Linked DNA regions of Homo sapiens: region 1 is linked to region 2. Evidence: chromatin loops called from intact Hi-C (ENCODE). Cell type or tissue: HCT116. All regions are shown on one strand. Links, peaks and the distances in the headings refer to the core of each region. The heading gives the core; the rest is flanking DNA.

Region 1 (17,053 bases), core at 3,447-11,446, 220 kb before region 2:
GTCCTTTCTGGGCAAAGTTGTGATATCAGGGCAAAGGAGGGTGGGGGAAGGGACCGGTAAACGAATTGGAGCATGTTTTTTTTTTTTTTTTTTTGAGACGGAGTCTTGCTCTGTTGCTCAGGCTGGAGTGCAGTGTGCCATTTCGATTCACTGCAACCTCCGCCTCAGTTCAAGCAATTTTCCTGCCTCAGCCTCCCAAGTAGCTGGGATTACAGGCACCTGCCAACATGCTCGGCTAATTTTTGTATTTTTAGTAGAGACAAGGTTTTGTCATGTTGGCCAGGCTGGTCTCAAACTCCTGGCCTCAAGTGATCCGCTGGCCTCAGCTTCCCAGTGCTGGGATTATAGGCGTGAGCCACCACACCTGGCCTTTTTTTTTTTTTTTTAACAGGCTCTTGCTCTGTCCCCCACACTGGAGTGTAGCAGCTCACTGCAGCCTCAAACTCCTGGGATCATATCATCCTCCCACCTCAGCCTCCCCAGTAGTAGGGACTACAGGTATGCACCACCATTCTCAGATAATTTTTACAAAAATTTTTGTAGAGACAGGGTGTCCCCATGTTGCCCAGGCTGGTCTCTAACTGGCCTCAAGTGATCCTCCTGCCTCAGCCTCCAAAGTAAATGGGATCACAGGCAGGTGCACCTGGCTGAGGAACACAGGCTTGAGCTGGGCAGATTGAAAGCCTGATGTCCCCCTGCTCTCACCACTGGGCTGCTTTCCAAAGTGCTAGCTTTGAGGTCAGTGGCCACCAACCTTCCCAGGTGGGGTCTTACCCTGAAGCCATTCTGCTTCTGCTTCACCCACAGGCCTTTCAAAGGGATGCCCCACCACGTGACCCTAGGCCCCCTACCAGGGGTCAGCCCCTGCCCCAAGGACACCCTTGCAGGTCTGTTAGTGACCTGAGTGGCTTGGCTAGGAAAAATGAGCTGAACCAAACCAATATCCTGCTGAGTTGTGGAACTGGGAAACCAAGAGAGTTGAGCAGCAGGCCAGGTGACCAAGCACTCCGCCTTGCCCAGGACTTTCCTGATTTTTAAACTGAAAGTTTATCTTTCTAATAAACTCATATATATATATATATATATGTATACACACACACACACACACACACACACACACACACACACACGTATCCTACTAGTTCTGTCTTTCTGGAGAACCCTGACGAATTTATATGTCTGTGTGTGTGTGTGTGTGTGTGTGTGTGTGTGTGTGTGTGTGTGTGTTTGTGTATATATATATTAAAGATGAGAGACTGGCCGGGCACAGTGGCTTATGCCTGTAATCCCAGCACTTTGGGAGGCCAAGGCAGGGTGATCACTTGAGGTCAGGAGTTCGAGACCAGCCTGGCCAACATGGTGAAACCCTGTCTCTACCAAAAATATAAAAAATTAGCCGGGTGTGGTGGCGGGCACCTGTAGTCTCGGCTACTCAGGAGGCTGAGGCAGGAGAATTTCTTGAACCCAGGAGGCAGAAGCTGCAGTGAGCCGAGATCACACCACTGCACTCCAGCCTGGGTGACAGAACAAGACCCTGTCCCAAAAAAACAGGGCCAGGTGCAGTGGCTTACACCTGTAATCTCAGCACTTTGGGAGGCCAAGGCGAGCGGATCACAAGGTCAGGAGTTTGAGACCAGCCTGGCCAACATGGTGAAACCCTGTCTCTACTAAAAATACAAAATTAGCCAGGCATGGTGGTGTGTTTGTGCCTATAGTCCCAGCTGTTTGGGAGGCTGAGGCAGGAGAATTGCTTGAACCCGTGAGGCAATGGTTGCAGTGAGCCGAGATTGCGCCACTGCACTCCAGCATGGTCAACAGAGCAAGACTCCATCTCAAAAAAAAAAGAGAGAAAAGCATATAAATTTATTTCAGATGAGTTTTATGTAAGTTCTATGTAATACAGGAGCTTTCATAAAGAAATGAAGACGCAAAGAAGCCATTAAACCTGACTGTTTTTATGCTAGGTTTTTTATTTTTTGTTTTTGGGACAGAGTCTTGCTCTGTTGTCTGCTGGAGTGCAGTAGCGCACTCATGGTTCACCACAGCCTTGAATTTCTGGGCTCAAGTGATCCTCCCACCTCAGCCTCCTGAGTGGCTGGGACTACAGGTGCGTGCCACCACACTCAGCTAATTTTTGTGTTTTTGTAGAGATGGGGGTCTCACTGTGTTGCCCAGGCTGGTTTTATGGTAGGTTCGACAAAGCAGAAAGTCACGGAAGAATGGGATAGACAAAGAGCTGAGTGTAATCAGCTAGGGGAAATTTACTGAGGCCTGTTCATTCAGATTCCTCTTGACATCCTTTCATCTTCAGAGTTTAGGAGGCTCCTTTCCTCTGGGTAGAGAGAGGGCACCTCTCACAAGTGGGTTTTATGACCTGACAGGGGAAGGTCAGAAAGTCTTTCCTGAACATGCCATTTCTCAAATTCCTTCAGCTTGAAATAGTCAATATGCCCAGATGGGCCTGGCGCAGTGGCTTACGCCTGTGATCCCAGCACTTTGGGAGCCCGAGGCAGGTGGATCACAAGGTCAGGAGTTTGAGACCAATCTAGGCAATATGGTGAAACCCCGTTTCTACTAAAAATACAAAAAATTAGCTGGGCATGGTGGCGGCCACCTGTAATTCCAGCTTCTCGGGAGGCTGAGGCAGGAGAATCACTTGAACTGGGGAGGCGGAGGTTGCAATGAGCCAAGATCATGCCATTGCACTCCAGCCTGGGTGACAAAGCGAGACTCCTTCTCAAAAAAAAAAAAAAAAAAAGCCAAGATGCCGTATCGGGGGTATCCTGCCCTGAGCCCTGTCAACATTAGCACATCGTGTTTATCCATTCATCTGTTGGTGACCTTGAGTTATTTCCACCTTCTCGCTGTTGTAACTAATGCTGCTATGAATGATGGTGTGCAGACATCTGTTTGAGTCCCTGCTTTCAATTATTTTGGGTCTATAGCCAAGAGTGGAATTGCTGGATCATATGGTAATTCTATGTTTAACTTTTTGAGGAGCCGCCAGACTGTTTTCCACAGCAGCTTCTGCTAAGTGTTCTTAATGCCTTATCTCATGAAGCTCTGGCAGCCACCACCCACGAGGGTGGCCCTGTCCTGGCCCACTTCACAGGGGAGGACAATGAGATTCAGATGGATGAAGTGAAGTGTCCCAAGTCCCTCAGCTAAGAAACACAGAGCCAAGATTCAAACCCAGATGGACTGATTCCATGAGCTTGTGTCACCTGGCCCTGGGGTGGCTTGGGTCTCCATATTGGCAGACTAGGGACTAGGAGGGGAAATAGAAGGGCCACCAAAGAAAGGAGAGGAAAGGCACAGGAGAGAAGCAGAATGCCATAGCCCTGCAGGGCCCACCTCAGCCCCCCACCAGCTCCCTGGCTCTGGGAGCCCAGCGGTATTGGGCTTCCTGGATAGAAAGGATGGATCTGTCTCTGCCTATCAGCCTCTCTTCTGGATGTCCATTTTCCCTAAGGAACTCCTAAAACCTTAGTCTAGGGGATTGAGTTGCCTAGAAGTGGGTGGAGACACAGACCTAGGCAATCAGTGTAATTCTTTCCCCCTGGCTGTGGTGATTGGTTCAGAGAAGGGCCGGGTACCTCATCTGGCTCAGTGAGACTTGTGTCTGGCTGGGACCATGGTTAGAACTGATAAGAAGAGAAAAACTGCTCACTGGCAGCTGAGAGGGTGGGATTGAGCCAGAGGTTGAATGAGCAGGGAGGAGGCAGATGAGGGAAGCAAGATGGAGTGCTGGATCCAGCAGTACCTGAAGCCAGATAAGCCAATACCTCCTCCTCTTCCTTCTTTTGCTCGAGGTTAGCTTGGGATTTTTGCCATTTGCATCCCAAGGCACCCTGATTTGGAGATTTGGGGGTGTTGAGAGAATCTCTGCTCCCTGGCTGCCCTACCTGTGCTCGTGCCATCCACTTCCCCTTCTGTGAGCTGGTCAGAGCAGTCCTGTTCATTTCAACCACCTCAGCCAAACCAAAACAGAGGGACCTCACCACAGCCTGGAAGGAACCAAGAGCCTGAGACAGTGACTCGGTGGTTATGGGGCTGAGACCCTCACCGGAGCCTGGTACAGTGTCCTGATAGCAGGACCACCCAGGCAGGGTGACAGAGGCCTCCATTCCAGGGAGGAGCCCTGGAGCTAGTGATGCTGGAAGGCAGATGAATGAGACTGTACCTTTCCAGACAGCTCGGGGCTTAAGAGAAAGACTCAGTTCCCAGGCTTCCACAGGGACCACAAACTCAAAGTACTCACAGAGTCCCATAAATCAAAAAATCAAGTCCTCTGAAGGGGAACCAACCCTCTTGATAGTTTTTTGTGTATGGGGGGGTTTTGTTTGTTTTTTAGACAGGATCTCACTCTGTCACCCAGGCTGGAGTGCAGTGGTATGATCATGGCTTACTGCAGCCTTAACCTCCCGGGCTGAAGCAATCCTCCCACCTCAGCCTCCCAATTAGCTGGGAATACAGGTGTGTGTCACCACGCCTGCTAATTATAATTGTTGTTTTTGTAGAGATAGGGTCTGTATCTTGATAGTCTAAACACCTCCAGGGGAAAGGCTAGGCCAGCAGAGAGTGGGCCATGCAGCCCACATGGTCTTGGCCTCCTTGGAAGCGGTGTACTGTCTTTGGATTGGCGTGATGGGAAGGCTGTCACCGAGGGCATTCTTCACCCTCCGCTCTGTCATCTTCCCCTGGAACCCTCCATTGGGCCCAGGGGCACCTTATTCCTATCTCAGTACCAGCGTCCTGCTTCTCCTAAGCAATTGGTTTGTCATCCTTCCTAGACTTTGGACATTGTGTAAGTGGCCACATTTCCCTTTTCACACCACTTGCTAGGAAGCTTAAAGTCAATGTGTGGCAAAAGTATAGTGATGAGGGAATACAGCCCCTCATAGCAAAAGAACATCATGCCACATGGCCCAAAAGTTACAAGCTCAACCAATAGAAATATCCTTCATGTTTCACTCCTTCAGAATCATATTCCCTTTGTCTTCCAAAAGAATACTTTCTTTTCAAATGTGTATCTGAATCTTTTTTCACACAAATACTTTATTTTGTTTACTGAAACTCTCTCTGTTTGTTTTGTTTTGTGTTTTGAGACAAGCTCTCACTCCGTTGCCCAGGCTGGAATGCAGTGGCCTGGTCACAGGTCACTGCAGCCTTGACTTCCCAGGTTCAAGTGATCCTCCCGCCTCAGCCTCCCAAGTCGCTGGGACTACAGGCACACACCATTGCACCCAGCTAACTTTTTAAATTTTTGTAGAGACAAGGTCTCACTATGTTGCCCAGGCTGGTCTCAAATTCCTGGGCTCAGGTGATCCTCCTGCCTCAGCCTCCCAAAGTGCTGGGATTATCGGCATGAGCCACTGCGCCTGGCCTCTCCTTGTTTTCAAGATGCATATCTGAATTATTTTTCAAATCTGTGTTACAAGGGTCTCCCTCCCCTGTACATCTCAACATGAGCTCCAGAAGGAGGTGGTGAGTGTATGTATGTGTGTGCGTGTGTGTGTGTGAAATCATTTATAAAGAGAACGTGTAAAACTGATAGGCTGAGAACGAACATGAGTTGTCACCCAGCCATGGCTGGTGGATGTTCCCCGCATTCCTTTGTGCCCAAGTAGACCATAAAAGCCATCTTCAAAATTACCTGAGTTGGCCAGGATTACAGGTGGCTCACACCTATAATCCCAGCTCTTTGGGAGGCTGGGGTGGGAGGACAGCTTGAGGCCAGGAATTTGAGACCAGCCTGGGCAACACAGTGAGACCCTTCTCTTTATAAAATAAAATTAAGAAGTTAGAAAAAAAAAATCCTGGCCGGGCATGGTGGCTCATGCCTGTAATCCCAGCACTTTGGGAGGTCGAGGTGGGTGGATCACCTGAGGTCAGGAGTTCGAGACCAGCCTGGCCAACACGGTGAAACCCCGTCTCTACTAAAAATACAAAAATTAGCTGGGCGTGGTGGTGTGCACCTGTAATCCCAGCTACTCGGGAGGCTGAGGCAGGAGAATCGCTTGAACCTGGGAGGTGGAGGTTGCAGTGAGCAGAGATCAGGCCACTGCACTCCAGCCGGGGTGACAGAGTGAGACTCCATCTCAAAAAAAAAAAAAAAAAATCCTGAGTCTGTGGTCTGTTTCCCCCACAGTAGATCCTTATGTTCTGCACTTTAGCTTTGTTCCTGGATCCTCTGTGCTCCCACCCTTGTGCTACTTTCTTGTTTTCCCCCTACTCTTTTTTTCTGCTCTGGTTGTGTATCACGCATCCTTGGAAGCTGCCTGAGGTCCTCTCTGCAGCAAGGCAGGGAGCAAACCAACCAATCAACCAACCAATCAGACAATGTACAACTGGATTGCTGGGCCCTCTGGCCTGGGTCAGAGAGGCTGAAGCCACGACCGGGTCCTCGTCTTTTTTTCCTTTATTCTTTTTTTTGAGACAGAGTCTTGCTCTGTCACCCAAGCTGGAGTGCAATGGCACAATCTTGGCTCACTGCAAACTCCGCTTCCCGGGTTCAAGTGATTCTCCTTCCTCAGCCTGCCGAATAGCTGGGATTATAGGCATGTGCCATCATGCCTGGCTAATTTTTGCATTTTTTGTAGAGACAGGGTTTCACCATGTTGGCCAGGCTGGTCTCAAACTCCCGACCTCAGGTGATCCGCTCCCCTCGGCCTGCCAAAGTTCTGGGATTACAGATGTGAGCCACTGTGCCTGGCCAGGTCCTCATCTTTCTAGTACCAGCCAGAAGGTGGCATTAGAGCAGCTCCCAAATGTCATGCAAGTGTCAGAGCCAGGGCAACCTCAGGTATGGATGGGATAGTGGTTGCAGATGGGCCTTGAGGACTATAGAGGGAGGCGAGCAGGGCAGAAGAGAGCTGAGGAACAGCAGCAGTCTGCAGGCTGACACCATCCTCAGGCCTCCGGGGCAAATTAATGTCAGACAGGCCTTCTAGGTCAATGTCAGGAGCGAGAGAGAGAAAAGATGGAATGTGCTCAGTGCCGGACATGGAGGTGCTCAGGAAATGTTGGAACTCTCCTTCCCCATGTTTTCCTGGAGGATTGGATGGCTTTGCCCTTTAAAAGGCCAGTATCAGGCCAGGTGTGGTGGCTCACAACTGTAATCCCAGCACTTTGGGAGGCCGAGGCGGGCGGATCACCCGAGGTCAGGAGTTTGAGACTACCCTGACTAACATGGAGAAACCCTGTCTCTACTAAAAATACAAAATTAGCTGGACATGGTGGCGCATGCCTGTAATCCCAGCTACTCAGGAGGCTGAGGCAGGAGAATTGCTTGAACCCGGGAGGCGGAGGTTGCAGTGAGCCGAGATGGCACCATTGCACTCCAGCCTGGGCAACAAGAGCGAAACTCCATCTCAAAAAAAATGAGATAAAATAAAATAAAAGCCAGTGCCTGGAGCCCAACCCAGGTCCGGTCCATGCTGTTACCACCATATTTCTCCCTTGGCATCGTGAGCCCACCCTCTGCAGGACCGACCCCTGAGAGACAAGGCCAGTCCTTTTCTCTTGCAGCTGCTTGTTCTGTGGTGAGATTCAGTGGGTGGGAAGAGATGGTAGGAATAGCTGCAGCTTGTCCCACTTTTCATTGCCCTTCTTGTTTTTCTTCTCCCAGAAGAGGAAGTCAGTGGGAGGGGCTCTTTGCCGGGAGCCCAATTTGTCCCCAGCAGTGAGCCTCCGTAGAAAGAACAGCAGACAGAACCTGAAAACCTTATTTTGTATCTGCTGGTGTGGTTGAAAGCTTGGACTTGGCCAAATGTGGTGGCTAATGCCTGTAAGCCCAGCACTTTGGGAAGCCAAGGAGGAAGGATCGCTTGAGCCAAGAACAGACTGTGCAACATGGGGAGATCTCGACTTGACAAAACAAACATTTTTTTTTTTTGGCCGAGTGCAGTGGCTCATGCCTGGAATCCCAGCACTTTGGGATGCCAAGGTGGGAGGATCACCTGAGGTGGGGAGTTCAAGACCAGCCTGGGCAGCATGATGAAACCTCGTCTCTACTAAAAATTCAAAAATTAGTTGGGCGTGGTGGCAGGCGCCTGTAATCCCAGCTACTCGGGAAGCTGAGGCAGGAGAATCGCTTGAACCCAGGAGACAGAGGTTGCAGTGAGCCGAGATTGTGCCATTGCACTCCAGCCTGGACAACAGAGTGAGACTCCACCAAAAAAAAAAAAATTCTTCTATCTTTTGGCCAGGCGAGGTAGCTTACGCCTATAATCCCAGCACTTTGGGAGGCTGAGGTGGGCGGATCACAAGGTCATGAGTTCGAGACCAGCCTGGCCAACATAGTAAAACCCTGTCTCTACTGAAAATACAAAAATTAGCTGGGCATGGTGGCGCGTGCCTGTAGTTCCAGCTACTTGGGAGGCTGTGGCAGGAGAATTGCTTGAACCTGGGAGGTGGACTGAGATCTTGCCACTGCACTGCAGCCTGGGCAACAGAGCAAGACTCCATCTCAAAAAAAAAAAAATTTTTTTTTAATTAGCCAGGCGTGGTGGTCCATGCTTGTAGTGCCAGCTACTTGGGGGACTGAGGTGGGAGGATCGCTTGGGCCCGGGAGGTCCTGGCTGCAGTGAACCATGATCACACCACTGCACTCCAGCCTGGCAACAGAGTGAGACTCTCTCAAAGAAAATTTTTTAAAAAGAGAAAAGGAAACATGGTAGTTAACCACTAAGGAGGTAAGGGAGGACTTGAAGGAATTTAAAAATAACAAAGTAAAGGCTGGGTGCAGTGACTCACACCTGTAATCCCAGCACTTTGGGATGCTGAGGTGGGAGGATCACTTGAGGTCAGGAGTTCGAGACCAGCCTGGCCAACATGGTGAAATGCTGTCTCTGCTAAAAAAAAAAAAAAAAAAATTAGCCGGGCGTGGTGGCAGATGCCTGTGATCCAAGCTACTTGGGAGGCTGAGGCATGAGAATAACTTGTACCTGGGAGGCAGAGGTTGCAGTGAGCTGAGATCACGCCATTCCACTCCAGCCTAGGAGACAGAGCAAAACTGTCTCAAAAACAAACAAAAAAAAGTAGATAACAGCTGCTATTTCTAGGGATGAGGGTGAGGGTAAATATTCAAGGAAATACATCTTTCCTGTGGTACTTTACTTCTATTTGAAACAGGGGCTCTCTCCGTTGTCAAGGCTGGAGTGCAGTGGCACAATCACAGCTCACTGCAGCCTCAACTTCCAAGGCTCAAGCGATCCTCCCACCTCAGCCTCCCAAGTAGCTGGGATCACAGGCTCACGCCACTATGCCTGGCTCATTGTTTTAATTTTTAGTAGAGATGAGGTCTTGCTGTGTTACCCTGGCTGGTCTTGAACTCCTGGACTCAAGCAATCCTCCTGCCTCAGCCTCCCAAAGTGCTAGGATTCTGTAATCCTAGGTGTGAGCCACTGCACCTGGCTGTCCTATGGTGCTTTTAAAATTTTCTCGTTGCCTTTGGTTTCTGACTATCTTATTCTGATGTACTCTAATGTAGCTCGTTTGTCTATATTTTGTTTTGGGTTTGCTGAGCTTATTGAATTTATAGTATGATGTCTTTTGTTAGATTCAGAAAAGTTTTGGTCTTTATCTCTTAACATATTGCTTCTTCCTAATTTTCTCTTTCTCAAACCATATTTATATTATGTTAGATCTTTCATGTGTGTTGTATTTATGTCTTATGCTCTTTTATGTTTTATTTTTACTTTTTTTTTCTATGCTTCAGTTTGGATAGTTTTAATCACACCCATCTTTCAGTATGCTAGTCCTGGCTTTACTTGTTTCCAATCTTCTGTGAAACCCATCTATGGAGTGCTTATTTTCTTTCTCTCCTCTTTTTTTTTTGTTTTGTTTTGAGACAGAGTCTCACTCTGTCGCCCAGGCTGGAGTGCAATGGCACAATCTTGGCTCACTGCAACCTCCCAGGTTCAAGTGGTTCTTCCGCCTTAGCCTCCCAAGTAGCTGGCATTACAGGCACCCGCCACCACGCCTGGCTAATTTTTGTATTTTTGTAGAGACAAGGTTTCACCATGTTGGCCAGGCTGGTCTTGAACTCCCGACCTCAGGTGATCCATCCACCGCGGCCTCCCAAAGTGCTGGGATTACAGGCATGAGCCACCACGCCTGGCCTTGGATGCTTATTTTCAGCATGTAATTTTTTAGTTTTAGAATATTCATTTGATTCTTTCTTTCTTTTTTTTTTTTTTTTTTTTTGAGACAGAGTCTCGTTCTGTCACCCAGGCTGGAGTGCGATGACACGATCTTGACTCACTACAATCTCTCCCTCCCTGGTTCAAGTGATTCTCCTGCCTCAGCCTCCTGAGTAGCTGGAATTACAGGCGACCGCCACCATGCCTGACTAATTTTTGTGGGTTCTTTTTGATACAGACAGGTTTTCGCCATGTTGGCCAGACTGGTCTCCAACTAACTCCTGACCTCAAGTGATCCGCCCACTTCAGCCTCTCAAAGTGCTGGGATTATAGGCATGAGCCACCACGCCCAGCCTCATTTGATTCTTTTTAGAAATTCTAGTTGTCTAAAACAAACAAACAAACAAAAACCAAACAAGGAAAAAAGAAATTCTAGTTGTCTCTTAAAAAACACTAACGTGAAAGGAACTTTAAAAAGGTGATTGGAAGCTCGATTCTCACAGTTGGGTTTCACTGAAAGGTGATTGAAGTGTGTGCAGAGCTCTCATCATACCATCAGCAGAAAGCATATTCTTTGGGACTTAGCAGCTTAAAAAGAAAAGTCCTCCAATCTCAGGCTGGGCACAGTGGCTCATGCCTGTAATCCCAGCACTTTGGGAGACCAAGGTGGGCAGATTACCTGAGGTTGGGAGTTCGAGACCACCCTGACCAACATGGAGAAACCCCGTCTCTTCTAAAAATACAAAATTAGCTGGGTGTGGTGGTGCATGCCTGTAATCCCAGCCACTCAGGAGGCTGAAGCAGGAGAATCGCTTGAACCCAGGAGGCGAAGATTGCGGTGAGCCGAGATCGCGCCATTGCACTCCAGCCTGGGCAACAAGAGTGAAACTCTGTCTCAAAAAGAAAAAAGAAAGAAAGAAAGAAAAGTCCTCCAATCTCTTGCTTGGGGTAGGGCATGGAGGAGACACCCCGGGCTGTTGGCATTCTGGGAGCAGGTGAAGGAAAAAAGTCTGGAATCCTGCCATTCAGAATGCGTATCCCTAATCCCCGTTTGCAGTCTTGTTCTCTGCTGTGCCTGGTCTGAACAAGTCTGGGGCCTTTTGAGTTCAATTCCTCCAGGAAGAAAATGCTGTTTTTAGGCCTGTGGGTTTAGTCATCTGGCTGCATGGGATAGGGAGAAGGCTTGGGAGACAACTCCTCCATGTTCAGACTTCCAGCTGCACCCTGTTCCCTCCAAGACTTGGACCTCTCGGGGATGTTTCAGGACAAATTGGCCTTGGTGTCTCCTCCATGGGCACTTTGGGTCATAACCACTGGTGACCTTGGTACTTCTCTGTTAGCATGCCATCTTCCAAAGGTTGGTTGGAATCTTTACTTGGCAGATGCCTCCTCTCCCAGCTTCTTTGTCATCATAGGTCAGCTTAGATTATTCCTTTACTGTCAGGTTAGTGGTGTCTGAGGAGGGAAAGCAGATGCATGCCTATGGCCAATCCACCATGTTTAAGCGGCTCATGACCAGAGTAGATTTGCCTCCACTCCCCGCTCACCCTTCTAATCTGGCCTCTGCCCTCACCACTCCGCTGAAACTTCCCTTATCAGGTCCCCAGTAGCTGGATCCAATAGACTATGTTTTTTCTCCGTATTATTTGATATCTTGGTAGCACTTGACACCGTCAAACTCACTCTCCTTCTTTCAGTGCTCTCCTGTTTTATCTGCCGGGGGAATATTTTGTCCCAAAGACCCCTCCTGCCTTTCTCCTACCTCTTTGGTCTCTGTCTCTGCTTCCAGTGTGCTGGCTTCTCTTCCTTCTGCTTCTTCGAAACCATGACTATTCTCAGGGGTCTGTTCTGGTTCCCTTCCTTTCTCACCCTGCACCCTCTCCCTGAGTGTGTTCATCCATTCCCATGGTTTCAATTTCACTCCAAAGGCTGATCTTTTCCAAATGTCAACCTCCAGCTCTGACCTCTCACCTGAATTCCAGACCTACATCTCCAGCTGTCCCCAGACATCTCTTCTTGGATGGCCTCAGGCTGTTCAGATCCACACGACGGAAGCTAGACCCTGCTTCTCCTTCCTCCCAAACCTGCCTCTCCTCCTGTACTTCTAGCTCAGAAGTGGTCACCACCAGCCAGGAGCAGTGGCTTACACCTGTAATCCCAGCACTTTGGGAGGCCAAGGTGGGCGGATCGCTTGAGGTCAGGAGTTCGAGACCAGCCCAGCCAACACGGTGAAACCCCGTCTCTACTAAAAATACAAAAAACTTCGGCGGGCATTGTGGTACATACTTGTAATCCCAGCTACTCGAAAGGCTGAGGCAGGAGAATTGTTTGAACTCAGGAGACAGAGATTGCAGTGAGCCAAGATTGTGCTACTGCACTCCAGCCTGGGTGACAGAGCAAGACTCCATCTCAAAAAAAAAAAGTAAAAGAAAAAAGAGGCCGGGTGTGGTGGCTCACACCTGTAATCCCAGCACTTTGGGAGGCTGAGATGGGCGGAGCACAAGGTCAGGAGATCGAGACCATCCTAGCTAACATGGTGAAACCCTGTCTCTACTAAAAAAAAAATACAAAAAATTAGCCAGGCCTGGTGGCAGGTGCCTGTAGTCCCAGCTACTTGGGAGGCTGAGGCAGGAGAATGGCATGAACCCAGGAGGCAGAGCTTGCAGTGAGCTGAGATCGCGCCACTGCACTCCAGCCTGGGCGACAGAGCGAGACTCCATCTCAAAAAAAAAAAAAAAAAAAAAGGAAAAAAAGAAAAAAAAGAAAATAGTTATCACCATTTGTCTAGTGGCCCAGAAACTTGGATGTCAAACTTGACTGCCCATTTTCTATTTCCACACCCAATTAATTGCCAAGACTCACTGCCTTTACCTTTTTTTTTTTTTTTTTTTTTGAGACAGAGTCTTGCTCTGTCGCCCAGGCTGGCGTGCAGTGGTGCAATCTCGGCTCACTGCAACCTCTGCCTCCCAGGTTCAAGCAATTCTCCTGCCTCAGCCTCCCAAGTAGCTGGGATTACAGGTGCCCAGCACCACGCCCAGCTAATTTTTGTATTTTTCGTAGAGAATGGGTTTTCAACTTGTTGACCAAGCTGGTCTCAAACTCCCGACCTCAGGTGATCCACCCACTCAGCCTCCCAAAGTGCTAGGATTACAGGTGTGAGCCACCGCGCCCGGCCTGCCTTTACCTCTTTAATAAATCCCGACCAGTCCACCCACTCTTCCTCCACACAGCCTGTCTCTCAGCCCAGCCTCAGTCTCCCAGCTGGTCTCCCCCGCTTGGGTCCTGCCCCTCAGTCCTGCTGCTGACCATCTGCTCAGACGCAAATCTCATCCTGTCACCTCCCTTCTGAAAGCCACTGGGGCCAAATGCAGTGGCTCACACCTGTAATCCCAGCACTTTGGGAGGCTGAGGTGGGTGAAGCACCTGAGGTCAGGAGTTTGAGACCAGCCTGGCCAACATGATGAAACCCTATCTCTACTAAAAGTACAAAAATTAGCCAGGGATGGTGGCAGGTGCTTGTAATCCTAGCTACTCGGGGGGCTGAGGCAGCAGAATCTCTTGAACCCCGAGGTAGAGGTTGCAGGGAGCAGAGATCATGCCACTGCACTCCAGCCTGGGCAACAGAGTGAGACTCAGTCTCAAAAAAACAAACAAATAAATAAATAATAATAAAAAGTAAAATAAAAAGCCTCTGATGACTTCCACTACCTAGGAATTTGGTCCAAATTGGCCCTAGGCTGGAGTTGTCAGATTCAGCAAATAAAGATAGAGGATGTCCACTTAAATTTGAATTTCAGATAAATACGAAATCCTTTTTTTTTTTTTTTTTTTTTTTTTAGTATGAGTACGTCCCATGCAGTATTTGGCATCGGGGCCTCCCACTCCCTGCACTCTTTCCATATCTCCAAACTTATTACTTGCCACATTGTTTTCCACATGTAAAATTTGGGACAGACTGGACTACATGAAACTCCCTAGGCTGGGCACGTTAGCTCACGCCTGTAATCCCAGCACTTGGGGGCTGAGGCAGAAGGATTGCTTGAGCCCAGGAGTTCGAGACCAGACTGGGCAACATGGTGAGACCCTGTATCTACAAAAAATAAAAAAATTAGGCTGGGCACGATGGCTCACATCTGTAATCCCAGAACTTTGGGAGGCTTAGGCAGGTGGATCACTTGAGGTCAGGAGTTTGAGACCAGCCTGGCTAACATGGTGAAACCCTGTCTCTACTAAAAATACAAAAATTGGCTGAGTGTGGTGGTGCGAGCCGATAATCCCAGCTACTCGGGTGGCTGAGGCAGCAGAATCGCTTGAACTCAAGAGGTGGAGGTTGCAGTGAGCCAAGACTGTGCCACTGCACTCTAGCCTGGGTGACAAAGTGACACTCCATTTTTTTTTTTTTTTAAGATGGAGTCTCGCCCTGTCGCCCAGGCTGGAGTGCAATGGCATGATCTCAGCTCACTGCAACCTCTACCTCCTGGGTTCAAGTGATTCTCCTGCCCCAGCCTCCCAAGTAGCTGGGATTACAGATGTGCAACACCACGCCCAGCTAATTTTTTTGTATCTTTAGTAGAGACGGGGTTTCCCCATGTTGGCCAGGCTGGTCTCAAACTCCTGACCTCGTGATCTGCCCTCCTCAGCCTCCCAAAGTGCTGGGATTACAGGCATGAGCCACCATGCCCGGCCGAGACTCCATCTTAAAAAAAAAAAAAAAAAATCCGGGCATGGTAGCACAAGCCTATAGTCACAGCTACTCAGGAGGCTGAGGTAGGAGGATCATCTGAGCCCAGGAGGTTGAGGCTGCAGTAAGCCAAGATTGTGCCATTGCACTCCAGCCTAGGAGACAGAACAAGACCCTGTCTCAAAAATTAAAAAAATAAAAAGAAGCTCCCCAAATGGGTTAGACATTTCCTCATTGATATGCCCTTTATTCCTGCTGTTTCCTCCACCAGAAAGGCCATTCTCCCTTCTCCCCCAGTCCATCTTTGTTCATCTCTTGGGTGTCAGGACACACTAGGAGTCCCTCCTCTAAGATTCCTCTCTGCTCCCTCAAAATGGATCAGCTGCTCTCCTGGGTGAAGGGAGGCCCCTGTGTGCCTGGATGGCAACTCCACCCTCTGGACCGTCATGTCAGCTTACTCATTGTCTCTCTCCCCTGCAGTCAATGAGTCGCCAGCAACTCTGTGCCGTTCCTGGTTCACATCTGGCTCAGCCCACAAGGCCCCATCCAGCTGGAAGCTCCCGAGGGCCCTGGGCCTTGGCAAAGGCCCCAGCTTTCTTCTCACTCTCCTGGCCTGGGTCCCGGTCTGACGATTCACACTTCCTCCTTGCCTGAGTTCCCACGAAAAGTGGCCTCCACCGCCAGCCCCCTGCCCAGGACCAGGTTACAAAATGCAGAGACAATGGAGGCTCCAAGCCAAATTTCCAATGGGCCTGCCATTAAATCACCAACAGCATCTGTGTGTACATCTGGGACAGATGCCGGCAGCTGAGGCCACAGGACGCATGGCTTTGTCACATTGGGTCAGCATTGGTGACCTTGGTGGGAGTGTTGGGGGTGGAGCTCAGACCTAAAGTTAGGACACTTGAGTCTGAATTGCTGCCCTTTCTAGCTGCCTCAGTTTTCTTGTCTGTAAAATGGGGATAATAATGCTTATCACACAGGGTGTGCGATCAAGGAGAGTGATTCACACACACAAGGATATCTAGCAGCAAACAGGACTCTGGCTCTGATCATCACTTACCTTTCTTGAGGCTGGTGGCAGCAGGACCTGTGATCAGAACACTGTTTGTAGGTTTCTTCTCCTAGAATCACCAACCAGGCCCAAGCAACTTTATTCAGAGAGGAGGACAGTCATCCAGCCCAGACAGCATCTGCCTGGTGAAAATGGCTCCAACTCAACCACCCAAGTGGATGCAGCAGAGTTGTCAAATGAAGCTAAGGGTGAGAATGACTGAACAGGGATAATATAAAGGCCAGAGGGCCATGCTCTGGCCAGGGAGTTGGAAAGTCTGAGGCTTCCTGGCTTCTCAATGTTGGCCCCTCCACCCTTCCTCTCTGCCTGAACCTTCTGCAGACACCCACTGAGCAGTCACTGCTGCCAGCCAAGACCCTCTCTCTGCCTCAAGGTTCCCCTGGAGACTTTCTTGTGGCACCTCTCAGCACCTCTTGCAATTTGTAGCATTTACTTACAGACAGGATTACAGGTTTACCCTCTATCTCCCCCTCCAGACTGCAAATGCCTCCAGGGCAGAAACCTCTTAGTTTACAGATAACAGCAACCAGAAGTGATCTACCAGCAGGTAGCTCATGCCTGTAATCCTAGCACTTTGGGAGGCCAAGGTGGGAGGATCACTTGAGGCCAGGAATTTGAGAACAGCCTGGGCAATATAGCAAGGTCCTATCTCTACAAAAAATAAAAACTTAGTTGGACATGGTGGGTGTGGTGGTATGTGGCTGGGGTTCTAGCTACTTGGGAAGCTGAGGAGGGAGGATTCCTTGCGCCCAGGAGTTTGAGGCTGCAGTGAGCTGTGATTACACCATTGCACTCCAATCTGAGTGACAGAGTGAGACCTTGGTTTTTTTTTTAAAAAAAAGGTATAAATTCTTGAAAAGAAAAATAATGTTTAAAAAAAATTTTCTTGAGGCAGGAAGATCTCTTGAGCCCAGAAATCCAAGGCTGTAGTAAGCTATGATCACGCCATTGCATTCCAGCCTGGGTGACAGAGACCTTGGTCTTTTTTAAACAAAATTATAAATTTTTGAAAAGGAAAATTTAAAAAAAAATTTTTTTTTTTGAGACGGAGTTTCACTCTTGTTGCTCAGGCTGGAGTACAGTGGCACAATCTCGGCTCACTACAACCTCCACCTCCCAGGTTCAAGCGATTCTCCTGCCTCAGCCTCCTGA
Region 2 (12,732 bases), core at 1,455-9,454:
GGAAGGGTGGAGACAGTGCTATTGTCTGAGGTCCCCAGGGCACTGCTGCTGGGCTGCTCTCCATCTCCATGACGACATGCCTTCCTGATCCTCAGCCTGGTCCAAGAACCAGGAGAGCCTGTGTTTGCAAATGTTCCCTTAAATAGAAGCACAGGGATTGCTGGTGGACATTCTTCCAGAATGCTGACGTCAGGCCTGGGCATGACTGCTGGTGGAGTGGTAAGAACAGAGCATTCTAGATCCAGAAAACCCCCTCCTGCAGAGCCAGTGCACCCCAGATGCGGGCAGCAGTCAGGGGCTTGGTGGTGGGAGTGAGGCAGGGAAGATGTACACCCTCACATCTGCTCCTGCCCTGTGTGCGGCACCTTACCGTGGCCCCGGCTAACTATGTCCAGAAGAAAACCTCACATGTACGTCAGGCATATGGCAGTCGCTTCCCACCACGACCCACCACCGCTGAGTTAGGGCTTAGACCCCAACTCCACCCTGATGGTGAGAACTTGGGCACGTGTCTCAACCTCTTGAGTTCCTCCTCTGAAAAATGCAGCCAAGGATGCTACTCCCAAGGCTGTTGTCAGGATGCACTGAGCTAAGATGGTCATCATCTCATTTAGTGCCCAGCACCCAGTCTATCATAGTCAAAGGTCAGGGCACGAACCCCCGATGCCAATCTAGAGCCCTGCCCACTCCCACCGTAGGACGGAGGAAGCACAGTTGTTGTCCGCTTCCCCTATATTTCCACAAACCAGCTCTGCTGCCCTCCAGCGCCTGGCCAGAGTGACTTTTTAAACCAGAAATCCCTACACCTCAGACTTATCATTCAGCAACTTCCTGTTGTTCTCAGCATCAAGGTCAACATCGTCACTATGGCCTCTGGTGGTCTGGCCCCTCTGAGCACCTCTCTAGCCTCAAATCATGGCATTTTCCCCTTGCTTTAACACCCAATGCCCCCTCCCACCTCAGGGCCTTTGCATGTGTACCACCCTTTACCCACAATGTGCTTTCCTTCACTCTGCCTGGGCAACTCCTACACGTGCATCAGGTCCCAGTTGAACAGTCCCCTCCTGGGACAGGGGTGGGCTTTTCTAATCCAATAGGATCCTACCTAGGATTTACCTCCTTGTACTTAACACATATGTATAAGGGGGCACTTCTTATATGGCAGGCATGATTCTAAATGCTTACAAATGTTAACTCTTAATCCTCACAGCAATCTTGTGGGATGGTACTGTTATTACCCCTATTTTGAGGACACAGAGGCACAGAGAGGCTAAGTGACTTGCCCAACGTTGCCCAGAGGTGAGGACAGGATTCAAACCCAAGCATGCTGGTTCCACATCCGTGCTCAGCCACATGGCCTCTCCCATGTCTCTCTCCCAAGGTCTTGTCAATTTCACTCACTGCATCTGTCATAGCCATTGGTGTGCCTGTGTGTTGAATGTCTACTACCACCCAAGACAGCAAAGTCCACTAGGGCAGGGACAGTGTGTCTGTGTGTCCATGGCTACAGATGCAGTGTGGAACACATGGAAGCCCTAAATAAATACCTGTTCCATGGATGGATGGATGGATGGATGGATGGATGGATGGATGGATGGACAGACAGACAGATGGACAAACGAATGGATGGATGAGAGTCAGACAGATGAGTGAAGAGAAGGACAAGGCTCAGGCTGCAGCCCAGAGAGGCGGTGGGCTGGGCTCACCTGGACAGGGGTACCTCCCAGCTCCTCATCCAGCTGAGCAGTCAGGATGGCAGATGCAGCGACCTCATCCTGGGTAGACTGGGCACCCTGCCTGGAAGGGGAAGTGAGATTCAGCATCAGGGTGCACACAGAGCCCTGAGCCTCTCCCTTGCCCTGAGTCTGAGAAACCTACACATCTCCCTGTTACCAGTAATGAAACAGATAGAGAGGGAAGGGGACTCTTTCAGAACAACGAGAGCCAGGAACCACACCAACACTTCCACTCTCAGCCTAGCATCTTGCCCGCTTACAGAGATCTTAGTGCAACGCATGGATTTCCTTATGCTAAATGTGTCCCACAGGAGACTGGCTGGGTCATCCCATGCTGAACAGCCACAGAGAAGATGCTCTGAGACTCAAATCTGAGATGCAGAAAAGTGGCCAGGACATTTCTCTGGGCGGAAAAGCAGGTCGCAGAATAGCAAGTGTTACGAGAGCCTATTTGTGGGAAAAGATGTCAGTGATTAAGCCTCCCATGAACACGTGCAGAGAGGTCTGCACAGATGTTCACCAAAAAGGTCCATGGTGATTGCTCTTAGAGGGAAGATTTAGGGGGATTTTGCCTTTCTATCCCACCTCTTTGCATATTGTCTAAGTTTTCCATAACCAACATATGTCGTCGTATAAGCAAACAAAATCTGACCTATTAATGCGCTGATGCAGCTAATTTTTAAAACAGTCTTCTCACACATTTTGTACCAGGTGAATGTGTTATCTAGTCAAAAAAAAAATTAAGCTGTTTTTAAATGTCTGGGGTTGTCAAATTGAGAGACATTCTACAAAATAACTGACTAGTACCCTTTAAAAGTGTTAAGGGCATGAAAAAAAGGAAAGACCGGGCAACTGCCATAGATTCAGAGACTTTGGAGACATGATGAGTAAATGCCATGTGGGATCCTGGGTTAGATCCTAGATCAGGAAAAGAACAGTAGTGGGGGCCGGGCACGATGGCTCATGCCTGTCATCCCAGCACTTTGGGAGGCCAAGGCAGGCAGATCAGTTGAGGTCAGGAGTTCGAAACCAGCCTGCCCAACATGGTGAAACTCCGTCTCTACTAAAAATACAAAAATTAGTTGGGTGTGTTGGCGCACACCTGTAGTCCCAGATACTCAGGAGGCTGAGGCAGGAGAATTGCTTGAACCTGGGAGGCAGAGGTTGCAGTGAGCCGAGATCATGCCACTGCACTCCAGCCTGGCGACAGAGCAAGACTCTGTCTAAAAAAAAAAAAAAAAAACGGTAATGGGAAAACTGAGGAAATTTAGGTAAAGCCTATAGATTAGTAAGTAGTATTGTGTCAATGTTCACTTCCTGGCTTTGTTAATTGTGCTATGGTTATGTAAGGGTTATGTAAGATGTGAACATAGGTGAATATTCCATTGGGTAATGGATATATGAGAACTGTCTGTACTATTTTTGCAACTTTTCAGCAAGTGTCTAATATTATTTCAAAATAAGTTTAAAAAAAGAAGGAATCCAGCTTGGCGTGGTGGCTCATGCCTATAATCCCAACACTTTGGGAGGCTGGGGCAGGCAGATCGCTTAGAGGAGTTCGAGACCAGCCTGGGCAACATGGCAAAGCCCCATCCATACTAAAGTATAAAAAGTAGCCGGGTGTGGTGGTGAGTAGTGGCAAGTAGTCCCAGCTACTCAGGAGGCTGAGGCACGATAATTGCTTGAGCCCCGGGGGGCAGAGGTTGTGGTGAGCAGAGATCGTACCACTGCACTACAGCCTGGCCAACAGAGCAAGACCCTGTCTCAAAAAAAAAAAAAAATCCAACAGTCAATAATCAGACAAAAAGTTTTAGACTGTATAGTAAGAGAAATACAAGTTAAAAATACACTGAGACACCATTTTATAAACCATAAGATTGGCAAACGCCCAAAAGTTTGACCACACAATCCACGAGTGTGACTATAGGGAACCAGGGACTCTCACAGGTTGCTTGGTGGGAATGTAAAATGCTACGAACACTATCGAGGGAAATTGGGGGCTATCTACCAAAATGACAAGTGCAGTTACTCTTTGACCCAGCAATCTGACTTCTGGGAACTTACTCTAGAGGCATGTCTCTGCATGTTCAAAGTGATGTTTGTTTAAGGTTACTAATCACAGCAATGTTTGTAATAGAGAAAGACTGGAATCAACCCAAGTATGCATCATCAAGGAATTTGTTAAATAAACTATAGTACAGCCACCCAAAGGACTATTATGCAACTGTAAAAAAGAATGAGAAAGCTCTCTGTCTCTATGTACTGACATTATTGATCTCTAGGAAGAATGGAGTCAGAAAAGCAAGGTGCAGGGCAATATACAAAGTATGCTACCTTTTGTGTAAGGAAGGGAGGGACCAGGCTATAAATTATTTGCATATGTATTTTTTTTCACGAAGAGTTACTGGAAGGATATGCAAGAGAGTAAAGCAGTTACCCAAGAAGGGGTGGGGTCTGGAGAATGGGGTAGAGAGGGACAGGGGTGGGAATAAGATTTCTCAATAAATACCTTTATATTCTGTTTTGATTTTTGAACCATGTAAATGTATTCTCTGTTTTAAAATAATTTTGGGGCTGGGTGTGGTGGCTCACTCCTGTAACCCCAGCACTTTGGGAGGCTGAGGCAGATGGATCATCTGAGGTCAGGAGTTCGAGACCAGCCTGGTCAACATAGTGAAACCCCGTCTTTACTAAAAATACAAAAAATTAGCCAGGCATGGTGGTGGGTGCCTGTAATCCCAGCTACTAGAGAGGCTGAGGCAGGAGAATTGCTTGAACTTGGGAGGCAGAGGTTGCAGTGAGCGAGACCGCACCACTGCACTCCAGCCTAGGCAACAAGAGAAAAACTCTGTCTCAAAATAAATAAATAAATAAATAAATAAACAAATATAAATTTAAAAAAATTTTGGCTTGAAAAATATGTGTGGGAGGATAAACCCTAGTGTGCCTAGTACTTGTCATGGATTTGTGGGAGATGTTCTGTTTGTTTCTCCACATTCACTATATCCTACAATAGATGTATAATCATTTGGTAAGAAGAGTTTCAAAGTTGTTTGGAGAAATAAGCAAATGGTGTTGCCCTGTGGACAAAAGCCTCTCCCAGCAGGGAGTGGTGGTCCCACCTCAGGCCCTCACACCCTCAGTTTGTCTTCAGCCCTGCTCAGGGCCCAGCCAGTACCCCCACGACACACACCAATGGCCCCAGAACCTCACCAGTTATAGATTATCTGCCCCTGGCGGCCACCATGGCGGTAGTTGTACAGAATGATGTAGCTGTCGCCTCCATAGAACTGTCCATATGTGGCAGGGTCCACGGGCACCTTGTTGGAACCTTCGATTCTCCAGATCTGCAGGAGCAAAGCTGGAGTCAGATGCTGTGCAGCACCCCCACCCCCCAGCTCAGGCAAGCCAGGAAACCGCAGTGTGGTAGGTTGTGGTTAGGCCATGGGATGAACTTTTAATCACTTGGGCTCGGACTGGAGTTAAATGGTTTGCCCAACTCACAGAGCCACTAGAAGGCAGGGCTGGGACTCTGGGTCAGGGTTCCTGCCTGGGCTCCTCATACCATGCCCTGCCCCAGCCCGTCTGTCCTTCGCTGAGGATCGTCAAGGCAGCTCCAAAGGAATGCAGTACAGTGAGGGGAGGAGCCAGACACAGACCCCAAATCAGGCCCCTCATCCCCTTCCGGGCCATGAGACCTCAGACAACTGGCTTAACCACTCTTAGCCTCAGTTTTCCCATCTGAAAAATGGGGATAATCATAGTACCTACCTCAAAGTACTGTGAGGCTCAAACGAGATTACTCGTGAAAGTCTAGCACAGGGCCCGGCACAAAGGGACTGCTCTGTAGGTGGCAGCTGCTCTTATTGTCATAATTATTATTATTATCTTACTAATATCACCATTACCTCTATTGTTACTGAGCTGCCTGGATTCTTTCTTTTTTTCTTTTTTTTTTTTTTGTTTTTTGAGACGAGGTTTCACTCTTGTTGCCCAGGCTAGAATGCAATGACGCAATCTCGGCTCACTGCAACATCTGCCTCCCGGGTTCAATCAATTTTTCTGTCTCAGCCTCCCGAGTAGCTGGGATTACAGGTGCCTGCCACCATGGCCAGCTAAGTTTTGTATTTTTAGTAGAGACGGGGTTTCACCATGTTGGCCAGGCTGGTCTCGAACTCCTGACCTCAGGTGATCCACCCGCCTCGGCCACCCAAAGTGCTGGGATTACAGGCGTGAGCCACTGTGCTGGGCCTGCCAGGAATTTCATAGGTCACCTGCAGAGGCAGGGACACCACGAGGCAACCTCAGTGTGACCCCTGCTGGCAGGTCTCCGCAGCGTTCTGGTGACACTGCTTTTTCCAAGTGGTCACGAGGCCCGGCAGCGCCACCTGGTGGAGCTATGGAGACACGGAGTCGTCCAAGTCCTGGGAAACAGAATCCTAGAATCTCTGGATTTTGAACATTCTTGAAGGTGATGGAGTGGGATGAAACCCCACTTTACAAGTGAGAAAGTGAAGCTCAAAGAGGTTATGTAACTTGCCCAAAGTCTCACAGTCAGGCTGCCAGGGGTCTTACCACACCGCCCCACCCGAAATATTTTCATTGCATTCTCCCTAGCCACTGAAGCAACAAATGAATGCTAGCACCAAACCAAAAACAATAATATATAAAAATGAACACTTTGTTATTCCTATCATTAGGAACGGAGTCAAGTTTGCCTGAGGCGGATTCTACCTCCTAAACACCTCTGAACCCCACACCCCTCTTCCCCTTCTCCACTGTGACCTTCTTAGTCTCAAGGTCATCATCTTTCCCCTACAGTATTAGAACAAGCTCCTTATAAGCTCTCTACCTTCATTTTCCTGCCTCCAATCCATTTTCTTAGTTTTCTTTTTATTTTTCTTTTATTTATTTTTTAACTGATTTTTTTCTTCTAATGATATCCTGGAGTCATATTCCAACCCATTTTCACAGTGAGTTTCTAAAGCAGGTGGCCGGGCGCAGTGGCTCATGCCTGTAATTCCAACACTTTGGGGGGCCGAGGCAGGAGGATTGCTTGAGCCCAGGAGTTTGAAATTAGCCCGGGCAACATAGCGAGACCCTGTCTCTATTAAAAAAAAAAAAAAAGATAAAGCATAAATCTGAGCCTGTTGCATGTCTGATTTAATAAAAAGAAAAACCCCTCACTAGCACCCACTGGTTAGAGGATCAAGTCTACACCCTTGAAATTGGCATTCAAGGCCCCTCCCTGGGGATGCCATCAGCACTAGCCCCCTGGGATAGCTCCCTCCTTTCCGAACATAGCGAGTCCCTCCTGGAATGCCCATCACTCTCCGCTCTTCCTCTCCGGCAGCAAAGCTCTACTCCTCCTCTGAGACCCAACCCAAAGGTTCCCATCTCTGTGCAGGCTGCCCTGACCAACCACCCCCACTGCTTCCTGTGTCTGCACAATCCCCTGTGCTCCCTCCCATCTTCCACTGATCACACAGGTCTGTGGCTATGGTCAACTCCCCTCCCAGACCAGGCACTCCTCGGGGCAAGGTGGGGCCAAGACACTTGGCTCAGGGCCTGATACACAGGGTGCATTGGCTGTAAAAACTAAGTAACACCAAAGAATCTCAGCTACCAAAGTTGTGCAAACCTCAGAGAGAAACCTCCTTGGGGAAGCAAGAGGCAGTGCATGGGGAAAGTGAGGGAGGGGCCTGGACACACCCACCCCACGCCCTAAACGTACCTGTTTCTGGCCTGTGCCATCGTCATCCATGCCGTGCTGGGCGGCCATGGCAGTGGAGGTGTGCAGGGTGGCGGCGTCGAAGGGCACCCGCTCCACGTTGGCGATATGGCTGGAAAGGTAGGACAAGCCCAGGCCATCTGTCTGGTCTGGGTCCCGCCAGTTCTTGAAGAACTGCTTGAACAGTGGGGTCTCACCGCCCTCAGGAAGGACCGAGACCTGGGGAGGGGAGGCAGAGGAGCAGGATGTGGCTGGGCTGCCCAGCAGGGGTCCCCAGGGGAGCCTCAGATACCCCATCCACACTGAGGGTGGGACACCCGCCCTACTCCAGCCCATCCCCTCCAAACAGGACCCACCCCTTCCCATCCTACCTGGCCTCCAAGACTCACCTGAGTCTGCTTGGGGTAGTCCATCTTGGTGATGAAGTCAGAGGCTGTTTTGAGGGCAGCCTTCCTCTCCTCCGTGTTTGCCTGCTTGCCTGTTGGCAGCCAGAGGAAGTGATGGAGGGTTAGAGGCCCGGGATCCTGCTGCATCCTGACCTTTAACAGTCCAGGAGAAGGAGCTGCCAAACTTCCCTCCCTACTCTTCTTAGACTGTGGACAGCCAAGGCCAGAGACCCCCAGAGCCGACCACTCACTAGAGCTCCTGGTGTCCAGCCTGGGGCTGGCCAGTGACACCAATCACAACACTACTGTGGTCCATTTAGTGAGCATGTATTTTGTGCTTAGAACTATGCATAGATTATTTAATTCACAGAATAGTCTTAAGTAATAAAAAAAGTTGTTATCTTTTTCTGAGTATCTATAAGGAAGCTAGGGTCTTAGAGAGATTAAATTACTTGACCTAGGTTACTCAGTGAGTGAGAAGCTGCCACCCTGAGGGCATTCCCGTGCCAAGGAGCTCCTGGCCAGCCAGTGCTGGGCCTCAGTCCCAGCCTTCTCACTGCCAAGGCCAAGGTCCAGATCAGCTGGCCCAGGGCCCAGGGGGCCTAGAGAGTAATAATCATAATAGTGTCTCTCTCTCTCTCTTTCTCCCCACCGTCTCCCTTTCTCTCTGTCCTCCTACTGCCTCCCTCTCCTCTGTCCTCTTCCCCAAGATGAGCCTTAGAGAATCAGGGGAGGATATTGATGGGTCCTCTCAGAACATCTCAGGGCCTCTGGGAAACATCTGGGCCAATGGTTTCCAAGAGAATTCCCACAAGATAGTACCGAAAGAGTTTATGAACTTCTAGCTTAGCATTTCCCAAACCAGATCATCTTCATGAAAAGCCCCCCTGTAAATGAACAAGTTAAAAGTCCTACAGTAAACAAACTCGAACATTTTAAAATCCACTGTTGCCCATGAATTTATCTGACCATACAGTTAGATGTTTTCTACATAATTTCTACAGGATGCCAATTAGCCTCTCAGAGAACTGACGTTATAATGCACTTGGGAAACACCCATTTTAGCCCAGATCAGGAATCTGAGGCCCAGAAAGGGTAAGTAAAGTGCCCAAGATCACACAGTATGTCAAATGCAAAACCAAGGCCTCAGCCCAAGACTTCTGATTTCCATTGCACCAGGCACACTCCACACTCCCCGGGAGCTGAGTTCCTGGGAGCTGCAGAACATCCCATCCAAGATCCTACAGGCCAGTTGGGACCCTTTCCCTGTCTCCAGTACCTTTCCAGACAAAGATTTTCCCATCTTTGCCGTGGTCCAGGATGAAGCAGTCCTCTGACTTCAGGGCCCCCTGGGCGAAGGGGTTCTCATCAGCCACGAGGGAGACGGACATGGTCCCTGCACCATTGGAGACCTGAGGGGACGAAGCAGAAGGAACCAGCACATGAGTGTCTGTGGCCGCCCAGCCCTGAGACTTCCACCATCTTGCCCCACCCCCTGTCCCAAATGGCCCTGTAGAGTAACACCTGGGCTTCCTCTCGCACACATTTAGAGGTTCTTTTTCGTTTTCTGCTTTGTCAGAACCACATCTGCTGACCTACACGCAGGGGTAACACAAACTGCACATGGGAAGGGAGGGCGGGATAAAATTTGGGGAATTGGGTGCAGAGGGGAACTGCATAGTTTGCTGAAAATGTATTCAACTTTACTATTCAAAAAAAAGAGAAGAGGCCGGTTACAGTGTCGCACACCTTTAATCCCAGCGCTCTGGGAGGCCCAGGTGGGTGGATGGCTTGAGCCCAGGAGTTCAAGACCAGCCTGGGCAACATGGCAAGATCCCATCTCTACAAAAAATACAAAAAGTAGCAAGGTGTGGTGGCGCTTGCTTGTGGCCCCAGCTACTTGGGAGGCTGAAGTGGGAGGATCACTTGAGCCCAGGATGTCGGGGCTATAGTGAGCTATGATTGCGTCACTACACTCCAGCCTGGGTAACAGAGCCAGACTCTGTCTCAAAAATAAATAAGTAAATAAAAGAGAAGAAAAGAAAAAGAAAAGTAAAAAGAGCTAAATGCAATCTGGTATCCTGGATTGGAACCTAGAATAAAAAACTGGGGAAATCTGGCTAAAGTCTATAGTTTAGTTAATGGTACTGAAGCAATGTTAATTTCTTAGTTTTGACAAATGTACCTGGTTATGCTAAGATGCTAAGGAGAAGCTGAGTGAATGGTATATAGGAACTCTTTGTACTATCTTTACAATTTTTCTGTAAACTTAAAAATTATTCTAAAATAAAAAGTTCAACCAAGCTCAAAAAAAAGTTCTATCTTAAGAGTCAAAATTCAAAAGTTTAACAATATCCAGTTGGCAAGGCTCTGGGTAAACAGGCATTTAAGATCCCTGATGACAGTAATTTGGGAGCTGTTCCAGAGTACAGTTGACTGTGAGGTAGCAGTCCTTTAAATAATAATTATTCTACATGAATTGAGTACTTACTACTCTGTGCCAGTCACTGTTCTAAGCAATTTCTATAACTTGTATAATTATAGAACCCCTTTAATCCTTGCATATGATAGTTCTGTTACTATCCCTGTCTCATTCACAAGGAAACCAAGGCACAGAGTGGTTAAGGAACTTGCACAGCTAGAAATAGCTGACCTGGAATTCAAACACAGGTAGTCTGACTCCTGACTCCAAAACCAGTATTTTCTTTTTTTATTTTATTTATTATTATTATTTTTGAGACGGAGTCTCACTGTTGTCGCCCAGGCTGGAGTGCAATGGCACTATCTCAGCTCACTGCAACCTCCGCCTCCCGGGTTCAAGTGATTCTCCTCCCTTAGGAGGAGAGCTAGGATTAGAGGCACCCGCCACCACGCCTGGCTAATATTTTGTATTTTTAGTAGAGACAGTGTTTCACCATGTTAGCCAGGCTGGTCTCGAACTCCTGACCTCAGGTGATCCGCCTACCTCGGCCTCTCAAAGTGCTGGGATTACAGGGGTGAGCCACCATGCCTGGCCCAGAACCAGTATTTTCAACTACTGACTCATTCTTCGGCCTGTGACCAGCAGTTCCTTGTCTAGGAACTTGCCCTAGTGCTATGCTGTACTTAGCACAAGTGCACCAAGAGGGACTGTCTGCAACTGGAAAAGGTGGAACATCCTAATGTCCATCAATCAGGATTTGCTTAAATTCTTACATTCATAAAATAAAATACTATACAGCTGTTATAAAGGGTCGTGTTGAGATTTATTATAGAAAGATATTCCCGACCATGTTGAGTGGAAAAAAGACCACACAACAGCATGAATAGTTTGGATCCAGTTACACAAAATAGAAATGGCCGGGAGCGTTGGCTCAGGTCTGTAATCCCAGCACTTTGGGAGGCTGAGGTGGGCAGATCACATGAGCCCAGGAGTTTGAGACCAGCCTGGGCAACATGGCAAAACCTCGTCTCTACAAAAAATACAAAAGTTAGCTGGGCGTGGTGGCGTACATCTGTAGTCCCAGCCACTTAGGAGGCTGAGGCAAGAGATCGCTTGAGCCCGGTAGGCAGAGGTTGCAGTGAGCTGTGATTGTGCCATTGTACTGCAGCCTGGGTGACAGAGCAAGACCCTATCTCAAAATAAAATAATAAGATGGAAATGGAAAAGTAACTAGGCACAGAAAGCTGTGGCTGGACAAAGATGTGTTCTCTCATGAGGAGGAGAGGCTGATTTTTTAACTGGGTATTGTCATTTTTGTAATTAAAACATATTTTAAAAGTAATACTGGTTTTTTAAACCAGTGAAATTGCATGGACTTTTATTTTCTTTTTATATTTTGAATACTTTTTTTTCTTACAATAAACATGTATTACTTCATAATCAGAAAAAAAATCGATAATGTAGTAGTTTTTCTTTGGCAGTGGTGAAAATCGACATCCCCTTTTTGTTGTTTTACTGAAAATACTTGGGGCACAACGTAAGTGTGATTGAGCTTTCTCCCAGAGCTCAGCCAAGAGAGTTCCCTAGCTGAAGCTAAGCCTGAATTCAGTTGTGAAAATCACAAGAAAGAAATCATAAATAAAGTCATTAACTATAACCCACACCCCCAACCTCCCCACATACACACCATTTCTGTAGTATTTCCCCAAGTATTTTCTAAGCTGTTTTCACATCCATTTTATCTGTGGACTCCCAGAAATCCTACAAAGTCGACCATTCTGCTCTTCTTCCCACTTTACAGACTAGGACACTGAGACTCAGAGAGACCTCATGTATGAGCGTGACACAGATATGTACGGAGTTGATCGCATGCTCTTAGTGCAGGAAAGCAAAGGAAGTACACGAGCATCCACTGGAGACGTGAGAAAGCTGAGGCCCCCCTCCAAAGGGGTGCTTTGCTCAAGGTCCCATAGCAGTGGAGTGGGGAAGACCAAGTCTTCCACCTCCCTGTCCTGACCCCATGCCCAGGCAGACAGTGCATCTGGTGCTCACCTTGTAGAGCTTGGCCAGCTTGCGGTTGGCCGCATCCTCCTTGGCGGTGTCCTCGGTACCTGCAGGCAGAGCCGGCTTGGGGCCCAGCACCTGTAGGAGATAGAGAGATGGAGAGGAAGGGTGGCTGTGAGGGAGGGGCCAGGCTCCTGAGATAGCTCCCAGGCAGGCAAGGATCACAAGGACATCCACTGTGACCCTCCCCATGGAGTCTGACCTCCTCCAGACACATCCTGCATCTGCTCACATGTCCAGATCTGTCCATCAGAGGTCCCTTCCACCTTGTCTCCCTGACTCAGAAACTCCAGGAGAACACTCCTGCTCCTCTGCCTCCAGACAGCGCTTCAGATATTTCGCCTACCGGCTAATTGTGATAACTATAGCTACTGAACACCTTCTACCGCCTAC

Evidence for each region. Hi-C counts contacts between places; a loop is a spot of excess contacts. Peaks named below come from ENCODE experiments on the same cell type or tissue, not always from the same donor. Only the 100,000 strongest peaks of a DNase experiment are listed, where the experiment ranks them.
Region 1: it touches region 2 in a loop (29-fold over the local background); 4 of 110 quality-filtered maps call a loop at or near these places.

Annotation. Positions count from the first base shown.
Region 1 is chr9:121,528,173-121,545,225 of GRCh38, reverse strand. LOC107987016 (a long non-coding RNA gene) reads left to right here. Exons shown (of 2, transcript XR_001746560.2): 2 at 15,307-16,578. Among named protein-coding and RNA genes, the nearest start is that of GGTA1, 37 kb to the right of the region's middle. In HCT116, for the core only: a CTCF peak has its summit at 6,778 (motif pointing right); a DNase peak (open chromatin) is centred at 6,765.
Region 2 is chr9:121,313,619-121,326,350 of GRCh38, reverse strand. It overlaps GSN (gelsolin), which reads right to left. Exons shown (of 18, transcript NM_198252.3): 7 at 12,328-12,417; 8 at 9,133-9,265; 9 at 7,857-7,945; 10 at 7,471-7,686; 11 at 4,950-5,083; 12 at 1,707-1,797. Among named protein-coding and RNA genes, the nearest start is that of GSN-AS1, 34 kb to the right of the region's middle. In HCT116, for the core only: a CTCF peak has its summit at 6,111 (motif pointing left); DNase peaks (open chromatin) are centred at 3,870 and 6,050.